Linked DNA regions of Homo sapiens: region 2 is linked to region 1. Evidence: chromatin loops called from intact Hi-C (ENCODE). Cell type or tissue: HepG2. All regions are shown on one strand.

Region 1 (2,500 bases):
CTGTGTCCATGTCCCTTCTGCCTCTTTTCTTAGTGTGTAGAGCATACTGACACCCCAGGGGACGATAAGGAAGGGAAGGAAAACTTCACGTCTCATTTTTGCTTCCAAATTTTAAGTGTATTTCAATGTCTTTCTGCCAAAACTTTAATGGGATTTTAACTCTCTGTGCCTCAATTTCTATTGTTGCTTATGAGATACCTTGTAAGCCTACAATAGCATGTGCAGGGCCCACCCCAAAGGCTGCCACCAGCAGGCCTAGTGTATCATGGGAATATATATTAAAGGACTACCATTAAGTAGTGTGTGATTCAAGTTGTATATACAGGTTTTAGAAGACCTGATGTTAGACATCTCTCTGATAGTTTCTTAATTAATTGAAAAACTTCCTTATTCCCAGTAGTAGTTGTATATTCAAGTTGGGTCAAAGTGAAGAGAAAATTACATAGTGTCTGAACTACTTAATAAGCCCTTTCTTCTTACCTTTGACGTGTGCTAAGGGAGCTGCTAAATGCCATCTTTACAAGGAATGTAATTTAACATTCTTCCTGTAAAAATATTGACCTCCTGGTAGATATGATCAATATATCTTGATCTTATTGATGAAATGTTGATTTCTTTTCTGTGTAATAGAACCCAGTTTTTGAAATTCAAGAGCAGCAGGAGGAAATAGTGGAACCAAACACTGATTATAATGATTCCAAGATGATAATAAGGGTAAACTTACTTATTTTCATAAAACTGAGTTATGAGCAGTGGTGTTCTCCTGTAGAAAAAAATATGGATTTGTTTAGAAAACTCAGCTTTCTTTTCTTTTTCATCTAAGAATACACCAATATTGGCTTTAGCTAAATTATACTTTGCTTTGTGAGTAGGGATCTATGTCTTCATTTTAGGAAGAGGAGTTTCCTGTTGTACCTCCCATATGAGCACCCTTGAGTTATTTTTAATCTCTTGAGACTTGTCAGGGCTTCGTAAGCACTAGGCATTATTCATTACAATTCATGAGTCCAGGAATGATTTATTATAGATAATTTTTCTTCTTGAGACAGGGTCTCACTCTATCTCCCAGATTGAAGTGCAGTGGTGTGATCATAGCTCTCCATAGCCTCGACCTCCTGGGCTCAGACTTCTGAGCAGCTAAGACTACAGGTGTGTGCCACCACACCCTGCTAATTTTTACATTTTTTGTGGAGATGAGGTCTTGCTGTGTTGCCCAGCCTTCTTGGAGGAGACTATGTGATTTATCTCACAGATGAGGACACAGGCAGAAAGGGAATATGACTTGCCCAAGACCACATAGAGGATTAGAGGAAAATTGGAAATAGAAATCTAGTGGCCTAATTTCCATTCTGTTGCCCTCTCCATTATATCAAAAGGCCACAGGGGAGGAAAAAAAGACCAGGCACCTGAGTGATGAAATAGCTCCCCTCAGTGTCCTTTCCATGGTATTACAGAAGGACTCGGGACATCTGTTTTCCCGCGGAAGCAAAGGCTCGTCTTTCTGATGATTGCTACGTAGTGAGAGTCCATGGGAGGCACTTCTTGGTGAACCTTCCAATCACAAACTAAAACCATGGCACAGAAATCAGCACAGTTAGAAATGGGCTGACATATGCAGATTGGTAGCTGGAATTTGCCCAAGTGGGGAGGAAAAAACTGTGTCTGAAAATCTTTTAAAATAAAATACATTATGCATATGAAAAGGAATAAAGAATTACGTAATGAGAAGTTGGATTCCCACCCAAAAGATTGAAAAATAAATCATTGCTGAATCAGCTGAAGCCCCCAGTGTATCCCTCTTGGGACATCTTCCTTTTCCCCCATGGCAACCACTAACCTGAATTTTCTACTTATCCTTCTTTCCCTTTTCTTTATAGCATCCACAAACTTTAGTTCAGTTTTTCATGATTTTGTATTTCATTTAAATGATATTATACTGCAGGTTTTCTTCTGCAGCTTCCCTTACCATGCAGCATCATGCTGTGAGCTTACATGGTCATTATTGGTAGCTTTAGTTCATTTATTTTCACTGCTATATAGAATTATTGGAGAAGTATTTTTATTCATTCCCTATTTGTTGGACATTTGGATCATTTTCAAATTTTTCTAACACAAACAATGCTGTTACAAACTTTGTGGTACAGGACCCAGTGTTTATATGTGTAAGAATTTTTTTTTCTGATTGCATGAATGTACCTACAAGTAGGACTGCTGAATGGAAGGGGTCTACACATGTTCAACTTAAGAGATTATATTAAATTGCTCTACAACATGGTTGCACCATTTTTTGCTTCCCCCAGTAATATATTAAGAACTCCAGGGGCTGGGCATGGTAGCTAATGCCTATTATCCCAGCACTTTGAGAGTCCAAGGTGGAAGGAGTTCAAATAAGGAGTTCAAGACCAGCCTGGGTAACATAGCAAGACCCTGTCTCTAAAAATAAAATTTAAGAAAACAATCAGCTGAGCATAGTGGTGCCCAGCTGCAATCCTTGCTTATC
Region 2 (2,500 bases), 58 kb before region 1:
GAGCTCGGAGTTTGTTCACAGGCTGAGCCCGTGCTGGGGGTGTCGCAGCTTGGGCCCGGCCTGCAGGGGTGGGGGAGGAAGAAGCTCCGGCTGAGGGTCTGCCCCGACCGCAGAGGGCGCACGAGGGGGTCTCCCGGCACCGGCGCGGCGCCCACGCCACTACAGGGGCCCCCTGAAACCCGGGTAGAAGCTTGTGATAGGCGTTGCGACCCCGGGAAGGCGCGAGGCTGTGGAGGTGGCTCGTGGGGCCATGGAGGGAGTGGGGGGCGGCGAGACGGAGTCCGTCTAAATGCCAGTTCCCAGAAGTTCAGCGTATCGATTATTTCCTACCTTAATGCATATTTATGCCGCGCCGAAATAGGCTTCATAATTAACTCCCGGAGTCATCCGCAGAGGTTAAAGGGACCCCGAAGATTTGTGCATTGATTGGGTACCTCGGCGGGGTGTGTGTGCGCGCGCGTGTGTGCGTGCGCCCCGTGCTAACCCATTGAAGAATAATTATTTTTCTCCACTGGAAGCTACAGCAGAGAATCGGACAAGGAGGGAAGAAAGAGATTGGTGAGGGGGAGAGAGAGAGAAAGAGAGAGAGAGACACAAAGGAAGTGAGTGCAAGAGGAGCCGGCTTAGCATCTAAACTGTGAGTACTGAGCGAAAACAAACAGGCAGAAAGTGCCGCGAGTTGGCGACCCCTTGGCCGGGTTGGGGGCCCGAGTGCGGCTGAGGGGGACTTTCCTCCCCGCCCCGGGCTTGGCTGGGCGAAGAGGGGTCCCTAAGGCATGGGCGGGATGCGGGTTCAGGCACTCACCTGAAAGCTGACCGGCGGCGGGCTGCGTCAGCCGCCGCCCTAGGTCGACCAAAGAGGAAGCCCCCTCCCCGCCCCCATTGCCTTTGTTCCTTTTAAAGGATTTTGCCGCTGGTGGGATTGGGGGGAGTGTGAGAGGGAGCCTTGGCTCCGGAGGTAGCCGATCCTCCTGTCCCCGCTGAGTGAAACCCGCTTGGAGTGCCTCCTCCGTTTCCTTTATACCCCATGGTATGGAGTGGTATGAGGAAGGGGCTGTAAAGGGGTTAGGGATCAGGGGTTTGTGACACCTGTGCATATGTTTGTCTGGTACCCTTGGAACAGAGGGCCCCAGGAGACCCCAGTTTGGGGCCTGGGAGAAGCCATGTCCGTGGGCCAAACCACCAACTCCAGTATATGTGGAGGCAAACATGGTCCCAGGCTTAGAGGAGACACCAGCTACTCCCCACACACATCAGAGTCCTTCCTAGCCATTGTGTCTGTGGGGTCTAGGTCTGGCCAGACCTCTTGGCCATAAGCCTGCCTCCCACTGCCTCCCCATCCCTGGGGCCCTTGCATGCCTAAGAAAGGCCGGAGCTAGGAGCCCACCTGGAGGAGGAGCTCTGGCCGGGTAGGGGCCCAGGAAGGCAGCTAGACAAGGATAGGTGCTCCCTTTCCTGAGAAAGGGTCCATAACAGGGTGCCCCCGGGGAACAAGAGCTGGCCAGCCCTGCCAGTGCTGAGCTGGTCAGGAGAGGGCGTCTGGGGGCCCAAGGGAGAGCCCTCCCTTCCGACCAACATTCCACAGCCTCCGTTTGGAAGTGCTTGTATACTGCCTTCCTTTCCTCAACCCTCATTAACAAATTCTTCTTTTGGTCTGATTTAATCTTTCCTGACGATTTTTTTTTTTTTACATACCTTAATCTGCCAGTGAACAACTTTTCTCAACTTGAGCCTTAAGAAGGGCTAACTTTGGAGGAAAAGTCAGCTCTTTTGAGGCTGGGATGGGAACCCCTGGTGAAAGAGCTCTGAATTGAGGGGAAAGGGATTGTCCTCTAAGAAACCCCCTTTAGGGGTAATTTTGGTGGCTTATGCCCTCCAGGAGGACACAACGGAGGCCTGGGGCTGCAAACAACTTCTATCTCTCAGTCATTCAATGCCGGCTTTCCATTGCTCCACTGGGGCTGCCACAGAGGCAGGAAAAGAGGATCTCTCTCTCTCTCTCTCACACACACACACACACACACACTCACACCAGATAACACTTCCTCCAAGTAGTATTGGGCACTCTCTGAGACTCAGGGCCCCTCCCATTGCCCATACACCACCACCCCCCACCCCCATCCCACGCACCCCACACACACAAAGAGAACATCCAGGAGTCTCAGAGCTGGGGACTACCATCCTAAAGGCATGAAGAGGAAGGAGAGACCCTCAACTAGGGAGGATCAAATTCAGTGTAACCCTGGAAGAGGTGACATGAAGACTGGGTGGCAGGGGAGACCACAGTCCTGCTGACGTGACTGCTCTGAATTGCAGTCATATGCATATGGGCCTGTCTTCCCACTGGACTGCCTGCTGGGCCTCCCTGAGTGCTGTCTCCTGGTGCCTAGCACGGTGCCCATCCCACTGTCTGTGCTCGGTGCATATTTGATAAATGAGTGGTGTCCCTGAAGCCATTCTCCCCACCCTTCATCTCTGTCTGCCTCCTCCTCCAAGAGGT

The links. Hi-C counts contacts between places; a loop is a spot of excess contacts. Peaks named below come from ENCODE experiments on the same cell type or tissue, not always from the same donor. Only the 100,000 strongest peaks of a DNase experiment are listed, where the experiment ranks them.
Region 2: it touches region 1 in a loop (8-fold over the local background); 3 of 110 quality-filtered maps call a loop at or near these places.

Annotation. Positions count from the first base shown.
Region 1 is chr1:205,396,133-205,398,632 of GRCh38, reverse strand. All of the region lies in intron 4 of LEMD1 (LEM domain containing 1), which reads left to right. Among named protein-coding and RNA genes, the nearest start is that of LEMD1-AS1, 24 kb to the right of the region's middle. In HepG2, a CTCF peak has its summit at 1,433; a DNase peak (open chromatin) is centred at 1,432.
Region 2 is chr1:205,454,054-205,456,553 of GRCh38, reverse strand. It overlaps BLACAT1 (BLACAT1 overlapping LEMD1 locus), which reads left to right and starts at 509. Exons shown (of 2, transcript NM_001397426.2): 1 at 509-637. It overlaps LEMD1-DT (LEMD1 divergent transcript), which reads right to left and starts at 496. Exons shown (of 3, transcript NR_148934.1): 1 at 331-496. In HepG2, a CTCF peak has its summit at 1,543; a DNase peak (open chromatin) is centred at 1,552; H3K4me3 peaks cover 541 bases; H3K27me3 peaks cover 2,500 bases.